Linked DNA regions of Homo sapiens: all the other regions are linked to region 3. The links are chromatin contacts, found by Hi-C in ENCODE. All regions are on one chromosome and are shown on one strand. The core of a region is the stretch at or near the end of the contact, and the rest is flanking DNA. Distances in the headings are between cores, read along the strand shown.

Region 1 (3,101 bases), core at 477-2,976, 1.2 Mb after region 3:
CAATCCATATCCTGTTTCTTCTTGGATGCCATAGACAGGTCTTAACTCCTCCACAAAGGAACCAGAAAGAGCAATTTCAAATCACTCCTGGTGTCTTTATTTTCCATATCTCAGATACAAATATGTATTCACCCGTATATGATATCAGTGTGTTTCTACATTTTTATGTGTCCTTTTATTTATTTTTTTTACAAATTATAATCAGATATAATTATAGGGTGCACAGTGATGTTATGGTGTATGTATACAACGAGGAATGTTGGAATCAAGCTAATTAACATATCCATCCCCTTAAATACTTATCATTTATTCCTCTTGTCTAACTTTCTACCCCTTTACCACCACCTCCCCATTCCCTGACCTCCAGCCTCTGGTATTTTTACATTATTTGGAGCAAAAATCATTTTACCATCATTTTGCTCTCTATTAGTTAAATTATTCTAGATTCCACATATGAGTGAGAGCAGGCAGTATTTGTCTTTCTGTGCCTGGCTTATTTCACTTAGCATAATGTCTTCCATATCCATCCCTGTTGTTGCAAATTATAGGATTTCTTTCTTTTTAAGGCTAAATTGTATTCCATTGTGTGTATATACCACATTTTCTTTATCCATTCGTTCACTGATGGACACAGGAAAATTTCCTATTTTAGCTATTATAAACAGTGCTGCAGTAAACATGGGAGTACAGATATCTCTTCAACATAATTTCAAGTCCTTAGGATATATATATCCCGAAGTGGAACTGCGGCATCTATATGGAATTTTTAAAAGATTTCATTGGCCGGGCGTGATGGCTCAAGCCTGTAGTCCCAGCACTTTGGGAAGCCAAGCCGGGTGGATCACGAGGTCAGGAGTTCAAGACCATCCTGGCTAATATGGTGAAACCCCATCTCTACTAAAAAATACAAAAAAATTAGCCGGGCATGGTGGCTTGCACCTGTAATCCCAGCTACTCGGGAGTCTGAGGCAGGAGAATCACTTGAACTGGGAGGCGGAGGTTGCAGTGAGCAGAGATCATGCCACTGCACTCCAGCCTGGCAACAGAGCAAGATTCTGCAAGATTCTGTCTCAAAAAAAAAAAAAAGAAAGAAAAAAAAAAAAAGAAAAGATTTCATTGGTTGGTAAGTAATGATACATAATACATACATATTTGGTAAATAACAAATACAACAAATATGTGTTGTCGTGTAGTCTTGAGGTCATTCAGATGATGTATGTTTTGTAAAGTCTTCGTGGGTTCTGGTATGGTGCATTATGACAGATCTCAAAATTGTGTTGCTAGAGCTCAAGATTAAAAAGGACATTTTAGAGAGTTTGTGGCCAAAACAAGGCTTGCCTATCATTACAGTCTCCCAGCAGTCTCATCTAAAGTCTAAAAAAGCTCATTCACAATCCACTCAGTGTCAACAGGTGAGGGCTACTAGCTGATACTAGAGTTATCAATACCGATGATAGGCACAGCAAATGGAACCGTGCAGCTCATTAGAAGATACTTACGAACCACTTAAACTTAAGAACTTGGCTTTAGTGAGTTAAAAATGCAGAGTATGCCCTGCAAAACCAGTTTCCACTTGAGCAAGAATTTGTTAGTTCTTATCACAGCCAACCATCTTCCGGAATTTGAATGGCCCTAAACCTAATTTGGCGTTTTGGACAGGACAATAGGTACTTGCGTGACATGGTTGGGGAATAACGCACAGCTGTTTCCCATTTAGGTCACTTTGATCTATGACTGAGCCAAATACCTGGGCCTGTCCCCAGCCAAACTACACCCCAGAGGAATGAAGGAAATAGAGCAGAATTTTAGGAGCAGGGATCTCAGTACTTTTTTAATCAAGTTTTTATTCATCAAATATTTGTTGGATGCTGTAGAAGTGTTCTCAAACATTCATGTCCGTAAGATTTGCCTAGGACAGTCCCACGACCAAGACAAACAGAATTTGCAGTTGAGTCACAGAGCCTGGGAATCTACATTTAACCAGCCTCATAGGTGATTCTGATAAGAGACCTCCATGGACTACTTTGTAAAATGTTTAGTTTGGTCTCCAGAATGAATAAACAACAGTTCCCTGCCCTCTGGAGCCTCAAAGTCCAGGGAATGGAGATACACTATTGTGACATTATGTGATTAATAGAGGGCCTGGTGACAGTGAAGGAGGAAAGGAAGACTCTGTCCAGGGGATACCAAGGGGTTGCCAGAAAGACAAGGAGAAAGGGCATTCTAGGCAGGGGAACAGCCTTTACATGCCATAACCATGAGAAATTATGGAATAGGAGGGGACCGAGAGCAGCCTCAATGTTTAATAAATTAGCAGACTCAGGTATTTCTTTATAGCAACACAAATGGACTGAGACAAATGGAAGTATGGGACGAGAAGGCTGGCCCCTGGTTTAAATGGGATGAACTTATCCAGAGAAAGCAGGAGCATGAACATGTGTGGGGCCCAAGGGTGAATCACAGTTTGATGTGATGGGAAGGTGAAGGGCACTGCAGAGGTGGACAAGGCAGGAGAGAATGTAAAGAGAAGAGTGGACTGCCATTCACCAGCACAGTCATTTCAATTCTATTTTGTAGGCAACAGGAAGTTGGCAAAAGTCTTTAAGCAGAAAGTGAACATGAGAAGATATGAAGTTTGTCTATGGAAGTATCTAATATTTTGAAGATGTTCATTCAATTAATATCTCCTGAGGACCTGGTGTATTGGCCCATTCAGGCTGCTATACCAAATAACTAGGACTGAGTAACTTACAAACAACAGAAAGTGATTGCTCCCAGTAGTGGAGGCTGGAAGTCTAAGATCAAGGCGCCAGCAGATTCAGTGTCTGCTGAGGTCCCTCTTCCTCATAGATAGTGCCTTCCAGCTGGGTCTGCATGTGGTGAGAGGAGCAAAAGACTCCTTCAGGCCTCTTTTATAAGGGGACTAATTCCATTCATCAGGACACTGTCCTCATCTCCTAATCACCTCTCAAATGCCCCACTTCCTAATAATAACACCTTAAGAATTAGGTTCCAACATATGAATTTTGGGGGGGACACAAAAATCTGAACCATAGCACCTACCGTGTTCCTAACAGTGTTCTATAGAGGCTAGAAGAGGA
Region 2 (2,892 bases), core at 228-2,727, 1.4 Mb after region 3:
AGAAGCAAGGCCTAATACAGGCTGGAACAGGTATGTCAACCTCATTAGGATGGCCTGGGGGGTCATGTCCCTGGAATCAGTGCCACACTGAACTGCAAACTAACCTGCCAACCCTGTATCTGGAAACCACTTTTGTAGGACAGCTGTTCTCTCATTCCTTTTGCTTAGATCATAAAAGTAGAGTTTTCATCCATTGGGAATTTGTGTGTTAGACGCGAAGGGAATCAGATTCTGATCCAACTTGGTCAGGAAAAAAAAAAATAAGGGCTGATTTTTCCATCCAAGTCATGTAGTCTGGTTGGAGTGCATCCCACTCAGGGACAGCTATTGTCTGGATTCACCGAGTCTCAGTCTTGCCCGGGAAAAAGGAATTTTTCGCCTCACTGCTCTGTCCGTGAGAAGAGTTGCAGAAGGTGACCATTTCTGTTTTCTGGGTGATTCTCTTTCTCTATAGAAATCCTAAAATGGAACCTTTATAGAAATTATGTTCTGTGCTTCGCTGGAGAGAGACTGGTCTTTTTAACCAGGCTCATCAAACAGTGGGCATTTTCGTTCTCCTGGATAATAAGTGTTGGTGGGTTAATGGGTCATCCTCAGGACAGAGGTCAGAAGGAAAAACACTGCAGTGTTCAAAGCTGGAGCTAGAAATGCCAGCCGTCAAAGAACACAGAACTCAGTGGACGGTGATGATGTATAGGGCGTGCACTGGCCAACCCCATCCGAGAGGTCACATCTAACCTTTATCCTCAGCAAAGCCACTGAAGGTCGCTCAATATGTGTGACCCGCAACTCTGAGGCCCTGGTGAGAAGCTGTCCAGGAAAACGCTGGTGCGTGTGCTAGAGGGTTCCTTTTCACTAAGGGAGAATTGTCTTCCAGCTCCTTGCAGACTGACATCGCAAAGTACTTTGAACGTTGAAAAGAACAAAAAAAGCAAACAGTCACACACACACAAAAAGTAGGCGGGAGGAGGGGGAAAGAAAAAGGGACAGAGAGAGAGAGAGGTATCAGCAGGGGTGGTTAGTAAAAAGGGGCCCGGAGACAGAAAACCTTTTGTTCCCGGAGTTCGTTTCATGTAGAGATTGTGAGGTGAATGGCTTTGAAACGAAATGGGTTTATGAAGGAGTTGCTAGGTCACAGGAAGCGCGACTGTCAGACTGCTTTTGTGAATTCAGTTTCTTTAAAATTTGGGTTAATCTTAAAAAGAATGTATCTCCTTTTCCTGTTCTTTCTCTTTCTGTCTTCTTTTTTGGCGGGGGCGGGAGGACAGAGTAAGGTTCAGGACGGTTCCCCACTTTCTGTTTTATTTTCCACCGTCTGATAAAGCAAAAAGAAGCGATCACATTACAAGTTCTTTGTCAGTTTTTCAGAATTAGGGGTGGGCAGGGCCTGAGCATTACCTTGTCCCACTAGCCAATGGCGGGGCGGCATGCAAATGAGGTCCGCGATCAGCCTGCCTCAGTCACAACAGTGAGCTCAGAGACTTGAGGGAGGCGCTGCGACTGACAAGCGGCTCTGCCCGGGACCTTCTCGCTTTCATCTAGCGCTGCACTCAATGGAGGGGCGGGCACCGCAGTGCTTAATGCTGTCTTAACTAGTGTAGGAAAACGGCTCAACCCACCGCTGCCGAAATGAAGTATAAGGTAAGAGAGTGCCTTTTACAGGTTACCTTGCAAGCTGAAAGCTGTGCCTGCGGGTGTGTGCTTGTGTATGCGTGTTCCTTACTGTCAGTCCCTTGTGTGTCCCGGAGAGTTCTAAGATGAGTCTCGGTCACTGAGGTTGACATGCAAGCAGACAAGCAAGCAGAGACCCGGTCTTTGAGACCCACTCCAGGGGTTCACAGTACACCCGAGTCCATCTGCTCTGAAAGTTGCCGGGGAAATACCTCGGTGAGAAGTTAAGACTTGGAGCCGCTTCACAGCAGCCACTGGAGATCAGAGGGTGTCTGACTTGAATCGCGGCAGGCATTGGCTCAAGTCTCCTTGGCTTCCCCAGGCCTGGCTTCCACTGCCCTGGGGAACTGTAATGAGAGGAATGAGGACTGCATAGTCTGTCTCAGACTGGCTCTTAGTGCAAAGTTTTCCAGACTTTGCTTTAATCGTTTGGTCTCGGAAGGAGTATGCCATATGCACTTTTGGTGGGAGAAATTAAAAGCCCAGATTACACAGCTGAGGATGGAAAATTTTGACATCCTTATGTTATATTGGATGTAGGAATAAATAAGTATGAGCCATTTCTTGAAAACATTTTTATTGGAGTTTGAATGGGGTGAGAGTGCGAAGGCTCAGGCTGGCTCATTGTGCCTGAAAGCTTACAGAGTGTCATAGTCATAGTACTTCAGCAGCATTATTTTCCAATGCATTTTACACCATTGTTTGTGGATTTTTCTTGCCAAAAGGATTTTTGACTTGCTCCGTATATTCCCCCCTCCCCTTTTTCTTTTAAGTCACTCCCATCTAAGGAGGCAAGCAGCTTCCAGGGGACACAAAGAAAGCAGACTGCAATGAATTGGACATGAATTTTTCTTGAATGATGAATAGACATGAGTGCTAGTGCTACTATTTTATTTTATGCTATTTTAAACAAAAGTGTTATTATTAAGATGGATTTGGGCAAGGGTGCTAGGCTTGTGGATTGACAATTTATATTAACTGTACACTAGCTGGAAGCTACTTCGCTTTTTTTCTAAATTTTTCTGGTCCATCCTTTTTTGATGTAAGGTTGTAAATACTTGGTCTAACTGATAGCCACTGACTAGCCTCAGTAATAAAGCTTTTGTTCAAAAACTATGAATCTTATTCAAAAGCTTTAAGTCTAAATGTCAAAAGTCTTTATAGTAATGCCTACGTTACCACTGTCTGAAGACACAGGTATCAGCTATTTCTGTTTCATCA
Region 3 (3,173 bases), core at 361-2,860:
AGATTTGAAATTTCTGATTTATTGTTGCAAATCTATGAGGTGATGTGCTTGGAACAAGCCCCGGAGCACTGATCTGTGCAGCTGCTATGCCAAGGCATGGAGGGCTTAGCGCTGAATCTTACAGATGCACCAATTCTGCCAAAACATATGGGAGGAACTCACTTCAGCTCTTGCTTAAAAGATAACAACACTTTTGGATCAATGGCAATAATGCCAAATTAACACAAAAATCCTTAATTGTGTGTTTCTGATGAATGATTAGTCTCCTAATTCAAAAAGGCAGTGAAACAACCTCCAATTAAAAGTAATGTACTTTACTTAGATTGAATAATAGACAGCATTCTCAATATTCCAACTTGGCATGTAGCAAAGGGGTGATGGAAATTCGTATTTGCCAAGACTGCATGGCAGTTCAGAAAGTTGATTTTAAGCAGGATGATTTCAGAATAATACTTTCCCCATGAGCACTACTTTTTACAGAACCTCTTATGAAAGGGCCTTTCAAAAACATATCTGAGATGAGACAGACTATGGTAGAGTGACTTCAGTTTAGGACAGCTCTACCTTCACAAAGACTTAACAAAGCTCAACTCCTGTAACGCCCTTTATAATGTTTAAAGATGTGCTGTAGGTACTTTTTTGCATATTATCTCTAGTTCCTCACACAATACAATTAGGTATTGTATTGCAAATGAGATTTTATACTCATTTTACAATGAAGAAGTTCAGACTCATTAAAAAATTGTAGAAACCATCCACCTGGTAAGTAGACTTTGGAGGATTCAAACCTAGGTTTGTTTATCAGCAAAGCCTGAGTTCCCCCAACCACCCCCGCCCCCCGGCACAGCACACTGCTTCCCTGGTTCAAGGGCACCATAAAACTTACTACAGTGGAAGGAAATTCCAGAGTTTAAGCTATTGTCAAGGTAAGTCATATATGTGGTCTTCCATTGGTCATCTTGACAAGCTGTGAACAGCTTCATAGATATTTCCTGTTGTTTCTCTATGGTAAACCTTGACTGGCAGGTTTATAATTAGTCTTTCTGTCCAACCCCATTTCTCTTCTCCAGTGAAAGGTTTAGCTATGACACTAAGTCCCTTTTCAGTGAAACAAGGAATATGGTCACTTCTAGTTTGATTTATGCAGGACAATCGGAAAGATTGGGCAAAAGCTGGCTTTGGCTTTCTTTGTTTAGGCTATCTTTGGTTGAGAAAGTGGAAGGGAAAGTTCAAAGATCCAGAAATGGTAAGAAGAAACAAGAAAGCCATCAAGTTTGGTTTATTTTCTCAAGTTGATTATTTATGGCTAGTAGTCCACAGATGAAGAATTTTAATGATCGAAACCTAGAAATATGTGTTGTGCTATTTTGAGCCTGTTTCTTTAAAATGTAAGACTGCTAGAGGTATGAAGAGAAACTTTTGTTGTTTAAAAATAGCATTCGATATTGACAATCTTTTCAAAGTTGCTCATAATCACCATTTAACTGAGTGGATTTTATTTCTGGATACCAAAAGATATGATGATGCTTTTGTTTCTTTTTTTGTTCCTCTTTTTGCAGATAAAGCACACCCTGTCTACATGCACTTTCATTATGCTCTGTTGCAGGAAATTAGCTAACATTTGTGGAATGTGTCATCTTTTACTGCTCAAGGGTTTTGTTTTTCATCCTTTTACAGAAAGGATTGTTCTTAGCACCTTACCAAGAGCGCATCAATATAGTCACGCCACAACTGATGGGTATTGTCTGTTATTTTCATAAAACAGTGTGCAAAAGGCTTCTCAGCCTTCTTTACATAATACAGCGAGTGTCAATAAACAGAGTTTTGTTTTTTTTTTTCCAACAAGCATAGACATTTTATTGGCCAGGTGCGGTGATTCATGCCTGTAATCCAAGTGTTTTGACAGGAGGATGGTTTGAGGCCAGGAGTTTGAGACCAGCCTGGGCAACATAATGAGACTCATCTCTATGGAAAAAAAAAGTAAAAAGTAAAAAATTAGCTGGGTGTGTCTCACGTGCCTGTGACCCAAACTACTCGGGAGGCTGAGGCAGACAGCTTGAGCCCAGGAGTTTGAGGTTACAGTGAGCTATGATTGTGCCACTGTACTCCAGTCTGGATGATGGAGTGAGACTCTGTCTCTAAAAAACAAAAAATAGACATTTTATTATCATCAGGCTTACTATGAAGACTAACAATTGGTAACTGAAGTTCTGCACTGAAAATTTATATTTTAAGATGGTTTTTTTCACAAAAGGAGCTTTTCTTTGTCTAATATTTAAGTCAAGATTCTTGTTCCTGGCTTCAGTATCTCTGCAGTATGTTCATATATTTATTCCTCTGTGTGTGTGTCTCTGTGTGTGTGTGTGTGTGTGTACATATGCATATACACATATATACTCATACCTGCATGCAGGTTCCATTGCTGTTTATCATGTAGGAATTTTTTTCTCATCAGTGACATAGGTTTAGTGACCCATCTTCATTAACTATATCACGAACATTCAGGGACACAACAAAACTAACACTATCAGAATAAATTATTCATCCAAAATCCAGTTTTCCTTCTGGTAACCAAGTACTTAATGATCAGAACAGAGAAAGGCTAAACTTAATAAATGAGACTATTTAAATGAAAATATTCAGGATTGTAAAGGTAAAGATAAATGTTATGTTTGCTGTATTTACAGCTCCTTTGTATGATGCTGTAGCATTTAAAGCCCAATATCCATGTAGGAAATGATGAAGAAGATTGGCAATCAATTGGGAAATTGAATGGGGATGGGTAAACTTTACAGCTGTGGGTTTTAACCAAACCCAATGGTTGTTTTACTACCAGAAGAGTGATTCTGTGGCATATATTTCTTGCAGAAAAGAAAGAGGAGGGATAAACATGTGAGTGCATGTGTCTGCGTATGACAGGGACAGAGAATAAGGAAGCATAAGAATTTTGAGATAATCAGTAGGGAGGGAAAGGGAGAGATGAGCAGGGAGGGAGATGTTAGACTGGCTGTCACAGTGAGGCTGATATTTTTAATTTCTCTTTTTTATTCCCTGTGCTCATTTTGGCTCCAAGTCGCTGAGGCCGTTTCTTCATGAGTTTTAGTATTCTAGTCTAGTGAGACACACAGGGAGACGAGCAAACAAGACTTCAGTGTGAGCCCATCGATTGCTGA

Evidence for each region. Hi-C counts contacts between places; a loop is a spot of excess contacts on that map. Pooled maps may share reads with other maps.
Region 1: a map with no recorded cell type shows a loop between it and region 3 (4-fold over the local background). The contact joins two enhancer-like sites. A Hi-C loop is called at or near these places in 2 of 37 single-sample maps with no recorded cell type and 3 of 50 pooled maps.
Region 2: a pooled map shows a loop between it and region 3 (6-fold over the local background). The contact joins the promoter of NEDD9 here to the enhancer-like site in region 3. A Hi-C loop is called at or near these places in 2 of 37 single-sample maps with no recorded cell type and 2 of 50 pooled maps.

What each region holds. Positions count from the first base shown.
Region 1 is chr6:11,388,721-11,391,821 of GRCh38, reverse strand. No RefSeq gene overlaps it. Among named protein-coding and RNA genes, the nearest start is that of TMEM170B, 150 kb to the left of the region's middle. Within about 2 kb of position 1,726, at least 8 of the 41 ENCODE cell types and tissues checked have a DNase peak (open chromatin) inside an H3K27ac peak, as active enhancers do.
Region 2 is chr6:11,231,253-11,234,144 of GRCh38, reverse strand. NEDD9 (neural precursor cell expressed, developmentally down-regulated 9) reads left to right here and starts at 1,477. Exons shown (of 7, transcript NM_006403.4): 1 at 1,477-1,641. The coding sequence starts at 1,630. RefSeq lists silencers at 1,390-1,439, 1,920-1,969.
Region 3 is chr6:12,606,893-12,610,065 of GRCh38, reverse strand. No RefSeq gene overlaps it. Among named protein-coding and RNA genes, the nearest start is that of LINC02530, 23 kb to the right of the region's middle. RefSeq lists an enhancer at 1,457-1,576. Within about 2 kb of position 1,610, at least 3 of the 41 ENCODE cell types and tissues checked have a DNase peak (open chromatin) inside an H3K27ac peak, as active enhancers do.